Linked DNA regions of Homo sapiens: region 2 is linked to region 1. Evidence: chromatin contacts called from ENCODE Hi-C data. All regions are on one chromosome and are shown on one strand. Each heading gives the region's core, a stretch centred on a gene start or an enhancer-like site at or near the end of the contact. The rest is flanking DNA. Distances are from core to core; before and after follow the strand shown.

Evidence for each region. Hi-C counts contacts between places; a loop is a spot of excess contacts on that map. Pooled maps may share reads with other maps.
Region 2: a map with no recorded cell type shows a loop between it and region 1 (3-fold over the local background). The contact joins the promoter of MED4-AS1 here to the promoter of LINC01077 in region 1. A Hi-C loop is called at or near these places in 1 of 168 maps with a recorded cell type or tissue (B cell), 4 of 37 single-sample maps with no recorded cell type and 6 of 50 pooled maps.

Annotation. Positions count from the first base shown.
Region 1 is chr13:48,586,834-48,591,847 of GRCh38, forward strand. LINC01077 (long intergenic non-protein coding RNA 1077) reads right to left here and starts at 3,765. Exons shown (of 2, transcript NR_170270.1): 1 at 3,689-3,765. The region is part of intron 2 of LOC105370202 (a long non-coding RNA gene); the gene reads left to right. RefSeq lists a silencer at 1-94.
Region 2 is chr13:48,074,520-48,079,606 of GRCh38, forward strand. It overlaps MED4-AS1 (MED4 antisense RNA 1), which reads left to right and starts at 2,618. Exons shown (of 3, transcript NR_046511.1): 1 at 2,618-2,832; 2 at 2,923-3,034. MED4 (mediator complex subunit 4) reads right to left here. Exons shown (of 7, transcript NM_014166.4): 7 at 1,205-2,792. The coding sequence ends at 2,620.

The DNA of each region.
Region 1 (5,014 bases), core at 2,515-5,014:
AATGATAAAGAGGAAACAGAGCTGCCAGGATGAGTGATTGTCAAAGGTGGATGCTTTCCTGATTAGCTGCAGGGGAGACACGACAGGAAGGTCTAATCACAGGAGATCATTTGTACCATCAGAGGTTAGCATATTTGGGGTGAGGAAGGTAAGCATGTTTTGACTTTTTAGATGAAATGAGGTGCTAACAACTTGGCCACAAGGTTTAGAAACAATCACAGGAAACCAACTAGGAAGTGAAAATTGGTAGGTATTTTGAGCACTAACATAAAGGATGGAAGAAGCAGAGATACCCAGAAGTCCTGGAAGCAGGCTAGGCAGGATGAACATTTTAGAAACGCTTAAGAACAGGCTAATCTGAGGCCAGGCACAGTGGCTCACACCAGTAATCCCAGCACTTTGAGAGGCTGACGTGGGAGGATCTCTTGAGTCCAAACGTTCAAGACCAGCCTGGACAACATAGTGAGACCCCCATCCCTAAAAAACTAAAAAGTGAAAAATTAGCCAGGCATGGTGGTATGTGCCTGTAGTCCCAGCTACTTGGGAGGCTAAGGTGGGAGGATTGCTTGAGCCCGGAAGGCTGAGACTGCAGTGAGCCATAATTGTGCCACTCACTTGCCCTGAGTGACAAAACAAGACTTTTTCTTAAAAAAAAGAGAAAAAAGGCTGGGTGTGGTGGGATTACACCTGTAATCCCAGCACTTCAGGAGGCCAAGGCAGGTGGATCTCCTGAGGTCAGGAGTTCAAGACTAGCCTGGCCAACATGGTGAGACCCTGTCTCTACTAAAAATACAAAAAATTAGCCTGGCGCAGTGGTGGATGCCTGTAATCCCAGCTACACGGGAGGCTGAGGCAGGAGAATTGCTTGAACCCGGGAGGTGGAGGTTGCAGTGAACTGAGATCATGCCATTGCACTCCAGCCTAGGCAACAAGAGCAAAACTCCATCTCAAAAATAAAATAAAATAAAATAAAACTAAGAAAAAGAACAGGATATCTGTTACACAAATTACCCCAGATTGCTGAAACCACCTTTGCAAAAATTATAGCAGTGAGAAAATTATGACAGTCAAAGAGACCTTCTCTAACCAATTCCATCTTGCCTTTAACCTTCAAATTAACCTTGGTCATTCTGGAGCACGGGCCAAGCTAACTTTTGGATAAATTTAGTTTCTGGTTTAACCTTAAGGCAAGGATTATAATAGGCCTTCCCAAAACTAAACTACTTTTGTAAAACTAATGAAAGGTCACAAGGTTAGGAAGGTTAGGATTATTAGAGGGGCCTGAATTCTGCTAAGATGCAGGCATAGTTAAATGATTACCAGTCATTGTTCTGGAAGTTACAAGATTTGTAATTTCCTCCATTACTCCTGTAAGTAACATCACTATTGTAGAACCTAAAATTGGCCTTTCGAGATGTCTTTTCAGATTTTCATTTCTGACAACCAGATGACTCCACCTGGACCCATGTCCCTTACCCAGATGCTGACTCAGCGCATGAGGACTATTTTCTATGACCCTATGATTGCATCCCCAACAAATCAGCAGCACCCCTTCCCTAGCCCCCTGCCCACCAAACTATTGTTAAAAAACTGTAGCCTCTGGATTTTCAGGGAGGCTGGTTTGAGTAGTAATAAAACTCTGGTCTTCCATTTAGCTAACTCCTCTTTCTCTATTGCAATTCCCCTGTCTTGATAAATCAGCTGTATCTGGGCAGTGGGCAAGATGAGCCCATTGGGTGGTTACATTGCTTAGACACAAGAGAGAGGATGCCCCTGGCAGGATCAAGTCTGAACTACCCACTCCGACATTTGAAGTGCCCATCATCAGGCCCAAGCCACATCTCCCCAGTCTGTCCCTTAGCCTCTCTTACTTGCTGAGGGGTAGTGTCAGTCAGGAGAGGCAGGGGCATAGAATCTGACTTTTTGCTGGTGCCTCTTCTGTGACACCAGCCACCTTCTGTAGAACACACCCAGCCAGGCAGCCTGGCTTCTTTGTGTCACTAGGCCACTTGTGATGCTTTCCTTCCATCCCTCTATTTGGAAAGGCCCCTCCTTTCCAGTTCTCTCTGCGTAACCCCCACTTCACCCCATCTGGTCTGCTGGCACCCAAGCCTCTATTCTTGTCAGCTCCAGTGGGCAGATGGGTAAGTATGGAGGGGCACTTCCCCAATGAGCTTTGTAGTCATTTAACTTTAATAGGCTCATTGACCGATGCACACAGCAAGTCATTACACTGAGACACTGGGTTGCAGCTGAGAAAGAGGTTTAATCATAGGGTCACCGAAAGAGGAGATGGGAGGGAAACTCAAATTCATCTCCTGGCCAGGTGCAGTGGCTCACACCTGTAATCCCAGCACTTTGGGAGGCCTAGGTGGGCAGATCATGAGGTCAGGAGATCAAGACCATCCTGGCCAACATGGTGAAACCCCACCTACTAAAAATACAAAAATTAGCTAGGCATGGTGGTGCATGCCGGTAATCTCAGCTACTCAGGAGGCTGAGGCAGGAGAATTGCTTGAACCAAGGAGTCGGAGGTTGCAGTGAGCCGAGATTGCACCACTGCACTCCAGCCTGGCGACAGTGGGAGACTCCATCTCAAAACAAAACAAAAAAAAGTATGTCCCTGAGGAATTTGGGGTTAGAGTTTTTAAGGGTTTTGGAGGGGGTCAAAGGGTGGAGAGTGTTGATTGGTTGAAGAGTGCAGGGTGTAGTCACAGGACAGGGAGATGAAAGCAGTTGTGCTCTCATGCTCATCCTGTTTCTCTGTGGGGGCTTTCAAACTGGTTGCTGGAATTTAGGGGCTGAAAAACATCTTAAGCAATCCTTAAATAAAAGTCTAATGATTCTAATGTCAGGGATCCTATTTATAGTAACAATGTGGATGCAAATCCATTTTTAAATAGTCTTTTGACCTAACATCAGAAATCCTATCTCTATGAACAATGGGGATGCAAATAGTAAGGATCTAGTGACTTTTAGCAAAAAGGAATTGGGCCAAAGTGCGGCCTGATTAATGATTAATTATAACTATACTTCTGTCTGGAACCCAGCATGCCATTCTTGTCAACCCTGTGCAGATATTTTTTTCTGCACTTTTTCCCACTAGCATATCATTTAATCTTCCTGGGGTGACCATTGTGGGTAAGTTATACTTTAGACTAGGGATGGTGCATATTATTTCTCTGCAGTTGGTTTCTGCTTCCTGCAGTGTTCTGGGTCCAAATCTGGAGAGTGTCCTGTTATGAACTCCGTGTTTGTGTCCCAATCCCCGCCCTGCAAATTTATATATTGAAACCCAGGAGTTAATTAGTTCTTGAGGGTGGAGAGCTAATGATGGGATTTGTCCCCTTATAAGAAGAGACAGGAGAGAGCTTGCTTCCTCTCTCTGCCAGGTGAAGACACAAGAAAGCAGAAAGAATGCCCTCACCAAGAACCTGGCCATGCTGGTACCCTGATCTTGGACTTCCAGCTCCAGAAGTGAGAAAGAAATATTTGTTGTTTAACCCACCCAGGCTATGGTATTTTTATCACAGCAGCCTGAGCTAAGACACGCCCACACCCCACCCTACTTGTATTAGTCTGTTCTTAGACGCTATAAATATACTACTCAAGACTGGGTAATTTATAAAGGAAAGAGGTTTAATTGACTCACAGTTCTGCATGGCTAGGGAGTCCTCAGGAAACTTACAATCATGGCAGAAGGCAAAGGGTAAGCAAGCTTGGACCTTCCCACATGGCAGCAGGAGAGAGTGAGCATGTGTGAAGGAAGCAAAAGGGGAAGAGCCCCTTGTAAAACCATCAGATCTCGTGAGAACTCACTATCATGAGAACAGCATGGGAAAAACTGCCCCCATGATCCAATCACCTCCCACTGGGCCCTCCCTTGACACGTGGGGATTATGGGGATTACAAATCAAGATGTGATTTCAGTGGGGACACAGCCAAACCATATTGCCACTGTAGAGGTTCTCTGTCTCACCTCTTGCCCTCAGCTGGCGAGGTGGCCAGTGTGTGTGGTGATTCTTAGTCTGTGGGGGATGAGGGGCTGCTGAGGAATGAGTAAAGAAAGAAGAAGCAAAATCAGACTTTAGTGGCAGCTTGACTTGACCCTGGAATTCAGAGTACCATTCATTCCTCAGTGGGATGTTGCTTTGGGCAGCTGAATTTTGCTTAGGGACAAATGCCCTTTCCCTCCAGCCTGAGAGTCATGTCCCCTCAGTGCCTGGCCCGTGACACCTGTTTTGGCCTCTCTGTTGCCTCATGTTGGTAAATGTTGTTTCTATGTTTGCCTTTACCTATGAGTGTGTGTGCACACCTGTTTAGGTGACATGTCTGTGAGTCTGATGGCTTTGTCCTGGCCACCTGGCTGAGAGGTCACCATGTCTCCTTGGGCAGCTCCTCAGGGCTGGTGGCCCTCAAACTGCCTAAGACACACCCGAAGGAAAGTCCCTTGGAAAACTTTGTTTGGGAGTGTCAATGAAAAGGCCAAACTCCATAAAATATTTAAAGAGGTTTACTCTGAGCCAAAAAATGAGCAACCATAGCCTGAGGCACAGTCTCAAAGGTTTTGAAAACATGTGCCCAACGTGGTCAGGCTATAGCTTTGTAGCAGGACGAGCCGCAGACAAAACCTCTCAGACAGCGAGTTGTAGAAGGAAGGGCTTTATTCAGCTGGGAGCATCAGCAAGCTACTGCCTTAAAATCCGAGCTCCCCGAATGCACAATTTCTGTCCCTTTTAAGGGCTCACAACACTGAAGATTTCACATGAAAGGGTCATGATTGATTTGAGCAAGCAGGCTGTACGTGACAGGGGCTGCATGCACTGGTGGTCAGAGAGAAACAGAACAGGGCAGGGAGTTTCACAATGTTCTTCTATACAATGTCTGGAATCTGTGAATAACATCGGATTCTAAGTTATGAGTTGATTTTTAACTAGTGGGTTTAGGCCAGGCAGGCCTAGGCCTGGTTTCGGGCCTGGCACCGGGCTGCCTGCCTTTGGTTTTACTTCCTTGT
Region 2 (5,087 bases), core at 1,368-3,867, 510 kb before region 1:
TTGGGCTAGATTTGTCCCACAGTTTATATAATCTAATTTTAAAAGCCTGGGCATACACTCTAGTTTTGGCCAAAATTTCTACCACTCCCTGTTAAGTAATATCTAGCCAACTCCTTACATTTGTGTGAGTGGCCTCGTCTCTGAAGATAAATTTGAGTTTATGACCTTTTATAGACATCATTTCCAGAGGCAGTTATTTTAAGGGCATCTACTGGGACACACACAAAAACCTTTAAAAAAATTTTTCAGGCTGGGCGCAGTGGCTCACACCTGTAATCCCAACACTTTGGGAGGCTGAGGAGGGTGGATCACGAGGTCAGGAGATCAAGACCATCCTGGCTAACATGGTGAAACCCCGTCTCTACTAAAAATACAAAAAAATTAGCCAGGCGTGGTGGTGGGCACCTGTAGTCCCAGCTACTCAGGAGGCTAAGGCAGGAGAATGGCGTGAACCCAGGAGGTGGAGCTTGCAGTGAGCCGAGATAGAGCCACTGCACTCCAGGCTGGGTGACAGAGCAAGACTCCGTCTCCAAAAAAAAAAAAATTCAGAAATATATAGACTTATGATATTGACTTAGTACTGATAGAATGTATATTTGTGTAATTTTCAGGGGAAAAGTTTGGATTATTTCTGATAGGCTGGATAATGACCCCCTTTCCCCAAAGATGTCTAAATCCCAATCTACAGAACCTATGAATGTTGTTTTGTTACATGGCAAGGAAGAATTAAGGTTGCAAACAGAATAAAGGTTGCTAATCATCTCACTTTAAATAAGAAGATTATTCTGGGTTATCCAGTGGGCTCAGAATGATCACAGGATCCTTTAAATATGGGACAGGTAGGCAGAAGAGCATCACAGTAATGCAGAATGAGAAACACTCACCAACCAGGGGCCTGGAGCAGGACCAAGGGCGGCCTCTAAAACCTGGAAGACACAGGGGACAGATTCTCCCCTATGGCCTCCAGGAAGGAATGCAGCCCTGCTCACACCTTGATTTTAGGTGAGACCCACTTCACATTTGTGATGTACAAAACTAAGATAAATTTGTGTTGTTTTGAGCCAAGTTTGTGGTAATTTGTTACGGCAGCAACTGAAAACTAATACAGTATTAAAGAATTTGAAAAACACAATCCTTTTGAATCTACCCTAAAGATTTGGTGATAAAAACAGGCAGTTACATTATGGCACATACCACAATAAAATTTTAGCCATTAAAGTAAATCTTTCAAGAATGTATACACATGGATCAATATTCCTAGTATACGGACAAGGCAAGGTTAAAATTAGATATTGTGTTAGTCCATTCCTAAAAATAACCCTGGAGGGAAAGACATTCAAACATTGTATGTCCTTAATTCTAGATGGTGAAAATATAAGATTAATCTCCTATTTTCCAATTTTTCTAGAGATCGAAAATAATCAAAAGGAAAAAATGATGGAAAAATGGAATTCTCAGTTCATTTGAAGAATACAGATTAGCAATTAAAAAATACAGCAGTATCTCAGGAAATAAACATTATTCTCATTTTACAAAAAAGTGTATGTGAACTTTAAAAAAATCTACACTACAATATGAATTGATATTATCTCTGGGTAGAATGCTAACAATTTTATTTTCTCCTTTACTGTATTCACTAAATGTTTCACATTAAATGTTGTATTACCTTTGAAATCAGAAGATACATTGTCTAAAACTGATACATCAAGAAATAGTTGTATAAGCATATTACCTAAACACAGAGGTTACCAACAGAAATTAAAAGTGGTTAAAAATGACTCCTGGGGAACTGTAAGAAGAGGAAGGTGAAGGGAAGAAATGGTTGCTTTCCATTCTAAATCTTCACACAATCTATTCTTAAAATCAGACAAGGCTGTGGTAAATTTTTTCAATTATTAAAAAAAATTATTTCTTCTAATAGGAATAGGCCTTTGAGAACCCTATTAATTGTAATAGGTTTCAATTCAGTTAGTCACTCAAGTATTATAAAATGCAACTGGATTTACAGAAATAATTTCCTACCTACACTGACAGTATATTTAAACTAAAAAAAAAGCATACAATGTACAAACAAATTTATTTACAAAAATTACAATTACAAACTGTACAAATTGAGACAATTTCCCATGCCTCCAACAGAAGCCAAGAGCCTTTACTGTCAAATGGCAGTTTTTGTTACTTTTAAATGACACACAAAAAGAAATATGATGCCTATTCAGTCATCCACTGCCAGTTTAAAAATGCTTTTCTAAATAATTCCAAGAAGCCTATTAGTGATATGTATATGGATAATTTCCCTCAACTCTATTTCTAGAATGGCTATGTACAAATCCAGCAAAACTGGAACAGAACAGGGTAAGAAAGCACATAGCAACTGCTTTTTCAACAGTAAATTTTGACTATTCCCCTAAATATCTACCTAGTGGCTTAAAACTAAAACTATGGTCTTTGGCTTTAAAAAGAAAGTCAAAAAATTTTGACTTTTAATGACTGCACAATTCTACCAAAGCCAGTGTTTACCTGGGTATTTTTTGTCACCTGTAGTTTACATTTCCCTGCTACTGTTAAAGAAACAGAATTCTACAGTATTCAATTCTGTATATTGTCTTTTAAGGTTTTTCAATCAGACTCACTACTACTGCTTGAGGAGTCCGTTGACATAATCTCTACATCATCTTCATTTTCTTTATTATGCCCAGGAGGTTCCAACAAAAAGTCACTACTATGATTTGGTGGTAACATATTCATCGACATGTCATTTGACTGCCATGGATACTGTGGAGCAAGGACATCTGGAGAAAAAAAGAAGCATAGATAAGAACAGCTCTATCTGTAATTAATCTAGTTCTTACTTTTCCCTTTATGCAACAATTTGAAGTATTTTTTTTAATTTTACTTTTTTCTCTTCTTTTTTTGACACAGGGTCTCATTCTGTCACCCAGGCTTGAGTGCAGTGGCACGAATACATCACTGAAGCCCTGACCTAGGCTCAAGCAATCCTCCTGCCTCAGCCTCCTGAGTAACTGGGTTACAGGTATGTGCCACCATGCTTGAGTACTTTTTAAAGTTTTTGTAGAGATGAGGTCTCACTATGTTAACCAGGCTGGTCTCCAACTCCTGGGCTCAAGCTATCCTGCTACCTCAGCCTCCCAAAGTGTTGGGATTACAGGCATAAGCTATTGTGCCAATTTTTTTAAGACTAGGAAAAAAATACACATTTAGCCAAATTAATAAAAATCAAATTTATCAAGGAAAAGTTGATATTTTAGCAACTGGGGACTTTTTTAAAAAAATCATACTACTCTGTAAGAAACTATTTAGTCAGTTGACATAATTTTTCTTTTGTAAGACATTTGTAATTACAAATTTTTCCTGTATCTATGTATCTATTATATGCATATATAATACATACTTATGTATACTAGGTTATGTAGATTATTCTACATATTATAAACAAGTAATAGGTACTTTAGTATTATAATAGATTTGAATGATTTCTTGATAGAGGAACTGCTATTGTAAGTGACTCTCATCAAAGAGAGGTTGATTAGCAATGTATGCATATGAAATACCTTAAAAAAGGGCCCAAGTTACATTTAAAGTCTGTATTTCTGAAGCAAAGGGACAGAGCACATAAACAGGTATAGTTCAAGACTCAAATAAAGAAGGCAGATTTTTAAAGGGTCAAAAGAAAGAGTTATGGTATTAACTAGAAAGGTATGCCAGTTAGCCTCAAATCTACCCTTCTCTCTGGCCCCTGAAACCATTTCTCCTTTGCCAGCTGCCACAATTAAGTTTTGTCAGTAGAGGGCACAGGTGGGACTCCACTAGCAAACAAGTTTCACTTCCTGGATCAGGTGGTTTTGTCTCCTTTACTGCTGTGATGCCTGGTTGGTGTGCAGGACATTAAGTGGTGTTCACCACAGCAACTTTCGGTGGCGCCTCTAAAGGTGGTTTCCTAGCAGGTTTCACCAGAATCCCAAAGGGCAGCTTCCCAGCAAGTCTCCCTGGAACCCCAGTGGGTAATTTCCTGCTTGCCAGCTCTGGCCTCTGATGCCTCATCTAACTTCTCTGCCATGGAGTGGGCCACATTACACTGCACCCTCTCCAATGACAGCACCATGATATGAGAGTATCGGCCTTGGGATGGAGCTGGGGAAGACTGTTTTTAGGTCTGTCCCTTCCTTGGTCCAAAATGTGGCAGTGACTCCCCATATCTGTTTTTCCTGTACTTTTAAAACATGAGAAATATGAGGTGATATCCAAGGATATCACAGTTGAGTTCCCCTGGTTGTACTTTAGGTAGCTAACAAAAATGATGCATACAAAGCATTATTAATGACACAGGGACAGCCTTATGATGTAACATTAAGCAAAAAATGTATAGGGGAAAAAAGGAAACAGGCTAAAATATTTAAAGTGACTGCCTCAGAAAGGGTATATTTTTTTCCTTTTTTAAATGCCTTTTTCTACTTCCCAAATGTTCTACCACATCAAAACAAAAGTCACCTACAAACTATAAAAGATGAGGAATAATATAAAACAAATATATATAAAAATAGCACAAACCTATGAAAAACTTGAGGAAAACTGAAGCTCAGAATGAACTGGGTCTCACAGAAATACTATTTTATAAAGTTATAAAAGTTTATAAAAAGCTATTGTTATTCATTTTGTTAACTTGGGGGTTGTTCAGGAGTGTGTTCACTTTATTCCGTAAACTATCTTACTCTATTTACATAGCATGTTTCACAATTATAAAAAAGCTATGTTTAGAGCAATAATTTAAAAAGAGAGGCCAAATGCCTGAGGAAGACAGTGTAATATTTACAAATAAGAGAAAGGCAGCTTGTTCTAATTTCATACCTCCCTCAAGGAGAATCTTTAGAGCAGAATAAACCGGCAAAGAATCTAGCTATTACAATGAACTGGGTCTGAGAGGCAGGCACACTGGCTCACACCTGTAATTCCAGTACTTTGGGAGGCTGAGGCAGGTGATTGCTTGGGGTCAGGAGTTCGAGACCAGCCTGGCCAACAGAGCGAAACCCCATATCCACTAAAAATACAAAAATTAGCCAGGCCTGGTG